Linked DNA regions of Homo sapiens: region 2 is linked to region 1. Evidence: read pairs that join two places in POLR2A ChIA-PET (ENCODE). Cell type or tissue: OCI-LY7. All regions are shown on one strand. Each heading gives the region's core, and the rest is flanking DNA. Links, peaks and the distances in the headings are about the cores only.

Region 1 (4,395 bases), core at 280-4,279:
CAGAATCTAATCCAGGAAACTTGGCTTAATATCCCCAGGGATGGGGAGCGAGAAGGCTCATTGTCTGTATAACCTAAAGATCAGTGGTTTCCAAACTGTAATTCTTAGAGCTCTAGACCCTTGCTTCTTAAAGTTTGGTCCATGGATCAGTGGCATTGACATAAACTGGAAAGTTATTAGAAATGCAGAATTTCAGGTCCCACCATTGACCTCTAAATCGGAACCTGCGTTTTAACCATACCCACTATGGATTTGTGTACACATCAAAGTTTGAGAAACACTGTTTTAGAATCCCTTTGGGGTACCTGAGAGAGTCACCAGTGGGTGAACTCAAGTTGTATATGGTAGGGTCCCATAAGAGACAATATTTGTGAAGGGAGTGCTGTTCGCATTTTTTTTTTCAAAGATTAAAAAGTTGAAACCAATGTGGTCCTTTCCTTCCTTTGTTAAAAAACGAAATTGTGTGGATGTTAGGACCCTGCTCCCGGTGTCTCCTTCTGGGCCACGCCCCTGACTGCCCTGCCTTGCACATTACCTCCTTGGATGCCTGAGTGCTTTGTGCCCAACACAAGCTTGGCACAAGGATGAGGCGGCTCCAGAAGTGAAGGGCTGTCTTAGGAGACTAACGAGACATTAGATTGTTTCCTAGGCCATGCCATTCCCGCCTCCAAAGGTCTAGCCTTGAGAGTGCTACCTGGTGAGGCAATGATGACACAAAATGGGAACTTGTCACGACCTGGGAGTTTAGAACTCAGCTTGGTTTTCTAAAGGGGGAGGGCAGAAGGGTGCAGAGCTTCCTCCTCTGTAGGTGGAACTATGCAGGGAGATTAGTGTTTGTTTTGTGAGGAACATCCTGGCAGGATCGGAAGAAGCACCGGGAACTGAGAAGAGATAAGCCTGCTTCCAGCTGGCATCTGGGCACAGCCCTGCAGTAGCAGGCTTTCAGGATTTCCAGAGGGAGTGCTTGGCGGCCTGCAGCAACGTCTTCTCAGCATCTCAGTTTGCTGCCATTATAAATAACTGTGATTTGCATTCCCTTCACATCGTATTCTGGAGGAGTTCAAAGCATTGTGCTACCAATTTCCCCTGGCCCACCCTCACACAGGTCCCTTAGAGGCAACATTCATGTCTTCCATTTTACAGAAGGGGAAACTGAGGCTCTAAGAAGTCATGCAAAGGTACCACCTATGTCTGCGCACATCTAGGACTGGCAAACTCTGGGAAGAAGCAAGCACCTTAGCACAGCCTCAGAGCCCCCAAGACATCAGCCCCAGACTATTTCTGGCCTGAACTCCAGCTTCTCTTCCTCCTTCAACCTACCCTCTGCCCAGACAACTCAGCCCTGCCTGCCTCCCTAAACTCACTAGACCCTCTAGTTACGCAGACACATTCCCTTCTCCCCTCTCCTATCTCTATATCTCACATACACGTTTTCACCTCTCTTGTGACACAATTGTCCTCTCCTGATTGGAGCTGTCTGACAACATGCTCCCTGGACAACTACCAGACTTCAAAACCCTGCAGGCAGGGGTATGGTTCAGCCCTTCAGCTCACAGCACAATGCTGTCCTCCAAAAATGCTTGTGCAATGATGAATTCATCAGAAGACAGAAACATACAAACTAGTGGATGAAACAGAGGGAGTCTGTATTTATAGAATCTCATGGGTAAAACAGTCATGTCGTTCAACAGTTCTGATACTATGGAAGAGCTCATTCTAAAAGCATTTGAAGTAGAGGCTGTTGTTTCCTATTAAAATAAAAACGCTTGCTGTACTTTGGGGAGGTCTTGAGAGACACCACCTGGCACTGGCCTGTGACTGAAGACACTTGAGTTCTATGAGTCTCAGGGTGTGTGTATGTGTGTGTGTGTGTGTTTAACTGAGAGTACTGAGATGATTTACTACCAGGGTTGTCATGAAGATGAAACAAGGTAAGGTACTTATACATGTTTGTTGCAGGATTGCCACTCGCTATGCCTTTGATACTTAACAGCTACTAGCTAGTCAGAGGAATCATCCGTTTTTCTCCTATCACAGAGCCCAAATAATTCATGGGGATAGAGGAGAAAAGGGCAATAGGAAACTTGAAACTGAGTCTTCCTTTTCAGGACATGAATGCTCTGGATCTTAGGAAATGGTTATCCAGGATTCTAAACCTAATGATTTAAAGAAATGGTGTCTGATATCCAGCCCCATGCTAAGCTCTTCCTTAGTTTCAGTTGTGTGACTTACTCACCAGTAATTCAGGAATTGAGCACGCCTGGACTCTGGGCCTGCGGTCTCCATCCTAGAGACCTTCACACTGGGCAACCAGAGGTGTGGGGTGGAGAAAGGACTGGCCTGGCATCCGTGGGACCAGGGTTTGTCCTCTGAATCATCTCTTGACCATGGAACATTCATTTCCCCTCTTTGGGCTTTAGCTTCCTTGTCAAATGAGAACCTGGACTAGCTGCTCCATAAGACCAATCACCATAGTTCTGTTATGCAAAATTGAGATGTTCACAGTCTCTGCTCCCCGGCATCTGCATTCTTCTTCCTTCTTGTCATGTCTACCCATCCTAATGACTAGGGTCAGTTGAGTGAGAAAAAGCCTGTAATATAGTGCTTTACATGTTTAAAGTGCTTTCATACTCACTTACCTTATTCTACCTTTACAAACAGGTCAACAGGACACACAGGTGGATGTCATAATCCCCATTTTATAGAATATAAGAATGAGTCTTAGAGATGGGGAGGGGTGCTCAGTAGAGGCAGAGCAGCACCTTTGCATTCCCTGTTCTGATTTTTTCTGCCAGTGACTCCCAGGACTGGTGGCGGTTATAGTGCTGGATTTGGTTCCCTGGACCAAAACAAAGCCCCTTCTGCTTCCTCATGATCTTTCTCCCACTGCCCATTCTCCCACTGCCCAGGTCCCAGTCACCTTAGTCCTTCTTGCTTGGCCTCCCAATAAGAGTAGGATGTGGTGGAGCTGAGTCCGGGGCAGAGCCACTTGGTGAAGTTTGACAGGGGTTGGTTTTACCCTTCTGCCACTTCCTCCTTCATCCTGTGCTAAAGTATTTCTTCAGGTTTCGCCTTTTGACCAAGCCTCCACACGAGGGTCTGGGAAACTTAGAGCTATTGTTCTGTGGGTATGCAGAGGCAGAATACTGAGAACAGAGACAGTGCACGGGGGCAACCTAGGCCAAGTGTGACAGTGAGACTTCTGAGATGCATGCTTGACTTGCTCTGATGGGTTGAAAACAAGTAATTGGGCAGAAAGTCATGCACCTGGAAGATAAAATGATAAGCTTCTAAAGTGGGGGCAGGGAGAGGTAGCACAATGCTTGCAATGAAAACAGGTGTATGCATTATTAAGCAGAATTAGTCAAGGTGAGTTGGAAGAATTTAGGCATCTCTGTTGAAACATTTTTCACACCCATCCTACTTTTCTTAACTACCACCGCCCTCTCACTTCTCATTCAGGAGGTTGCAAAAGCCTCCCAACTGGTCTCCCTGTGCCAGTCCTTTCCGGCTCCTTTCCACCCCGCAACATGGATCTCAACCTACCTGTTCAGCTGTATTCCTCAGTGCTCCCGTCTGAGCATGCAGTGCTGCAACCCAGGCAAACGACTCACTCTTCTCGTCCTGTACTTTTCCATCTCCAGCCTTTGCTAGTGTGTTTCTCCCTCTGCTTAATTCTCCTACCCTGCAAGTAGAAATCCAACCTCACTCTTTCAGGCCCACTTCAAATGCCACCTCCCCTGTGAAGTCTTTCCTAATCCTACCCTCTTCTTTCCTTCCCAGAGGAATGACCCCTCCCCCCTCAGGAGTGTATAGAACACTCGATTACTTGGCCTGCCCTTTAAGGGTTCCTATTGCCATCTACCTGGTATTTTAACTATTTCTGTGCATGTCCTATCTCCCCTACCAGACGGGGATCACCTTGCAGTCAGGAAAGGGATCACTTTCGAATTTGCATCCCTCAAAGTCTTGGCTGCTGTTTAGTTATCTGAAGAATTAATAAAGACATGAATGAAGAGTACTTGTTGGGACAGGAAAGAGAAAAGCTCTAGCATCTTAGCTTAAAACTCAAATTAAACTGGTGATGCAATTTGAGACACGTGTTGAGTGAAACGCAAATAAATATGTTCAAAGAAAGCTGGATCAGAAAGAAAAGAGCCTGGCAAGGGAGTGCAACCCAGGGGACCAAGAAAATAGGTATGAGGGAGAGGGAGACAGTAATGTTTGTTTTATGCTTGGTAACAGGAGAAGTCAACAGAAGCTGGAAGAAGCATTTTAGGGTGGGACTGAATGAATCACAGAGCTTCTATTTAACCCTTATATAGCCCCATATGTCTTCCCCAGTGTAGAAGCCGTAGGAAAGAAAAGTGTCTGCAGTATTAGTCGGCATCAAGA
Region 2 (4,395 bases), core at 155-4,154, 180 kb after region 1:
AACCCACTTCAAATCTATCAGTAATACTATTGTCTCTGACTTGAAAATATGTGCAGGAATTCAAACATTTCTCACTACCTCCCAGTCCAAGCCACCATTGTCTCTCTCCAGGATTATGATAATTTCTTCCTAAACAGCCTCTATGCTTCCACCTTGTCCTTCTCAACAGAGCACCCAGAGGGATTCTGTGAAAGTAAAATTTAAACGCTGTCTAAACCTTCGGTGGCCTTCCACCTCATCCAAATTGATAGGGCTTCCAAAGCCATATGAGGTGTCTTTTTTTTTCTCTCCATCTTCATCTCCCCCTGCTCTGCCCTTTCTCACTGCCCCCACCAAACCAGCCTTTCTGAACACTCCAGGTATAATCTGGCCCTGGGCCTGTGCCCTTGCACTTCCCTCTGCCTGATGTTCTTACCTCGATGTCCAAATGGTTCTTGCCTTCACCTCTTCTCAGTCTTTAATCCAATGTCTGATGCTCAGTGAAGCCTTTCCTAGCCATCTTATCTCAGATTGCATTTGTCCCTTCATATATGTCCTATCCCCCTTTCCCTGTTTTTTTTTTTTTTCCTTTTCAACATTTATTACCATCAAAAATATACAAGCCAGGCATGGTGGCTCCTGACTGTAGTCCCAACACTTTGGTCTCCTATGTTGTCCAGGTTGGTCTCATGCTTGAGCTCAGGAGTTCAAGACCAACCAACATAGGAGACTCCATTTTACAAAAAATAAAATCAAGAAAATTAGCAGGGCATGGTGGCACACACCTGTAGTCCCAGCTACTTGGGAGGCTGTGGTGGGAGGATCACTTGAGCCTGGGAGGGCGAGGCTGCAGTGAGCAGTGATTGTGCCACTGCACTCCAGTCTGGGTGACAGAGTGAGACCCCATTCTCAGAAACAAAACAAAACAAAACAAAACAAAACCATACATATTTACTATTGAATTTATTGATTATTTCCTTCCACTAGAACAAAACTCCACATGGGCAGTGGAGCGCAGTGGAGGGCATTCAGTAAATATTAATTGAAGAACTGGGTTGGATGGTTGGTCAACAGCTTCATGGAGGAGCCTGGGTTTGAGCTATGTTACTGGCCACAGAGAGGATCTGAGCAAACAAATAGGCTGAGAAAGAAGTGCTTGGGAGAGAGGGACACTGAGCAAAGGCCTGGGTGGGAGCCCAGTGGGGATGGCTAGGGCTGGACTAACTCATCTGTTTTCCATCAGCCTTCACCTTCCTGGTTTTCTTTCTTCCAGAATATCTAGTGTCTTTTAGGATGTGGTAACAATCCTGTGGCTTCTTGGTATAATAGAAAGCTCATGGATGGAATTCAGAGTCATATACCTGAATCTAGAAGTGTCACAAGCCACTTTACCTCTCTAACCCTCTGCTTGCCCATCTGTCAAAGAAGGATAACAACACTGGCTTGTGTTTCTCTTGGGGCTGTTGTGAAGATCAAATGAGGCAACAAATGGAAAAATGCTTCTCACAGTGAAAGTTGGATGATTATAGTGGGGATTAGTAAAACGCATCTGTGTATGGCTGAAATAATTACTCAGAGTCATGTCCAGATTATTCACCATAGTGGTATGGAAAGGGCTAGAGGATTCCAATTGGTGACTAGTTCAGAAATCCTTCATCATTCAGCTTTCATATATGGGAGCTACATGGGAGGAGGAATTGGAAGATGTACCTTCCTGGGGATGTGTCAGTGTGCAAATGAGGAGCGATTTATCCCTCGTGTACCAGGTTCTAGTGATTCATTCTTCTCCTTTCACCCTTATAAAAAATTTATGAGTTAAATATTAGTATCTCATTCTTTAGAGGTAGGAAAACCAATGCTCAGAAAGGTTAAGTAACTTGCTCATTGTCATACAACTATTTGGTGTCAGAGTCAGAAGAAACCATTTTGTCTCAAGAGCCTTGCTCTTTCAGTAGGCTACCTTTTCAGACACCTTGGTGCAAATAATTAAGCAGCAGCAGCAGCACTATCCCAGTTACCTAAATTTGGGCAAGTGAATAATACGTAAGTCTAACATTGGGGAGCCCAGGCGGATAACAGACTGAGCTATTAAACACAATTCTGAAAGTGAGAAGGAAGGTCAGTGTGCCTCTAAACCCATGAATCCTAATCCTTGTCTAGGTCACTGCCTTGTGCTATGAATGCTTCCTTTCAGCAGTGCCTGGTAACAATTTAGAAGAAACCAAGATTTTGAGTTAAAGTTTTAGTAAGAGCGTAAGAATAATAAAGTTGGATCAATGTCCAGTGGTCTTTCTAAGCATCAGAATCTTTTTTTTTTTTTTTTTTTTTTAAAGCAGTGGTATAAAGGCCGGGCATGGTGGCTCACACCTGTAATTCCAGCACTTTGGGAGGCTGAGGCGGGTGGATCATTTGAGGTCAGGAGTTTGAGACCAGTCTGACCAACATGGTGAAACTCCATCTCTATCAAAAATACAAAAATTAGCTGGGGGTGGTGGCGGGCACCTGTCATCTCAACTGCTCGGGAGGCTGAGGCAGAGAATCACTTGAACATGGGAGGCGGAGCTTGCAGTGAGCAGAGATCACGCCATTGCACTCCAGCAGCCTGGGCAACAGAGTGAGAATCTGTCAAAAAAAAAAAAAAAAAGCAGTGGTATAAGAAATATGATTATTTTGAATAATTAGTAAACCTAGTCTAGATTTTAACTAGCAACACTTTTGCAGCAAGTTACCTGCTGCCTGTCACATAACGGGGCTTAATAAATGTTCACTGGCCGGGCGCGGTGGCTCACGCCTGTAATCCCAGCACTTTGGGAGGCCGAGGCGGGTGGATCATGAGGTCAGGAGATCGAGACCATCCTGGCTAACAAGGTGAAACCCCGTCTCTACTAAAAATACAAAAAATTAGCCGGGCGCGGTGGCGGGCGCCTGTAGTCCCAGCTACTCGGGAGGCTGAGGCAGGAGAATGGCGTGAATCCGGGAAGCGGAGCTTGCAGTGAGCCGAGATTGCGCCACTGCAGTCCGCAGTCCGGCCTGGGCGACAGACCGAGACTCCGTCTCAAAAAATAAATAAATAAATAAATAAATAAATGTTCACTGAATATATGCATACATCTATATGTATATATATAGCATGTATAGTAACAGTATTGTTTTGATAATTATGTATGTAAGTTCATTTGTATAGATGATGAATGTACAGATGGATGGATACAGGGCCCAGATGTCAGAGAAATGTCTCCCAAAATAGCCTGTAATCATGTATAGGAAGCTGACAGAATGCTTACTTTGAAAGTGAATGCACCAGAAAATTTACAGGGTACCTACTGGGTGCTGATGAAAGGAAATAGAAGGCATATCTCTTTGCACTTGCCTCAGATAACCACAAAAGGCATATATACAATTTTAAATAAATCATTTGTATAGTTTAGAATTGCTTGAATTTGGAGGCAAAAGAGGACTGTTTTCCCTTTAGTGTGACTCAACAATCACAGGATGTGAGGGGTGCAGGAGGCCTGGGTCATCTGGTGCATTTAGCCATTTTAGATTGAAGATTGAACTGCATAAAGGAAAGTTACACAGTGATTCATAGGCAGATGTTTAAAAAAAAAATAGAAATAAAAAACTCCCTCTCTAGCTGCCACTGTTTTCTGTAGGTGCTATGGATATCCTCAGAAATAGGTATTTGCAAAGATGCGGAAAATTTGGTAGGACGGTATAAAGTCAATTGCGTGCGCTTTGGATTTATTTCAACCTGGGTTTGAACCTCCTTCATCTGGTTACTGGCTCTTCATCTCAGGGAGTCTATTTGCGTTTTGAACCTCTGGCTCCTGACTTATGAAATGAAGATACCTGACTGCATGTCTCCTGTCGGGATGAAATGAGATTACATTGGAAGGGGCTCAGCAGACTGAGTACCACCTCACACTGTTTCTCAGTATTTCATTCTTCCTCATACCCACAAATTCTCCCTTTGTCTCTAACGTCCTGGGTACCCTTGGGCCAGGCACAGACTGCTTCCTCCCCTCCTCATCTGCTACATTCAGGTGTTGGATCAGACAATATCTAAGATTCCATTCAATGAGTCTAACTGTCTAGTCCCATTTTTTACCAGAAAGCTGGGATAGCTGGACAGTATATAAAACAGTCTACTTTGTACACATTTATGTTTACAAGACATTTACTATGCTTTGCCACATTTAATCCTTAATACCTGCAGAGCAGTAGTTGCTTTCACCTTTTACAAATGAGCAAGCCAAGGCAACAGGCATAGAGGAAATAATCCCATACCTCTGGCTGTCAATCAGCATGCAGGGAAGACTTTTAAAGGCTTGACAACAGCATTCAAACACAAGGCTCTTCATGATACCCTTGGCCTTAAAAATCAAGTGTAAACTTCCCAAATTCACTCTGTCCCTT

The links. Peaks named below come from ENCODE experiments on the same cell type or tissue, not always from the same donor. Only the 100,000 strongest peaks of a DNase experiment are listed, where the experiment ranks them.
Region 2: POLR2A ChIA-PET joins it to region 1 with 6 read pairs; 6 of 35 experiments call an interaction of 5 or more read pairs at or near these places.

What each region holds. Positions count from the first base shown.
Region 1 is chr3:187,943,674-187,948,068 of GRCh38, reverse strand. No RefSeq gene overlaps it. Among named protein-coding and RNA genes, the nearest start is that of LINC01991, 31 kb to the left of the region's middle. In OCI-LY7, for the core only: a CTCF peak has its summit at 1,795; DNase peaks (open chromatin) are centred at 1,028, 1,828, 2,488, 3,148 and 2 weaker places; H3K4me3 peaks cover 4,000 bases; H3K27ac peaks cover 4,000 bases.
Region 2 is chr3:187,764,654-187,769,048 of GRCh38, reverse strand. No RefSeq gene overlaps it. Among named protein-coding and RNA genes, the nearest start is that of BCL6, 21 kb to the right of the region's middle. In OCI-LY7, for the core only: no CTCF peak of the experiment used is centred there; no DNase peak of the experiment used is centred there.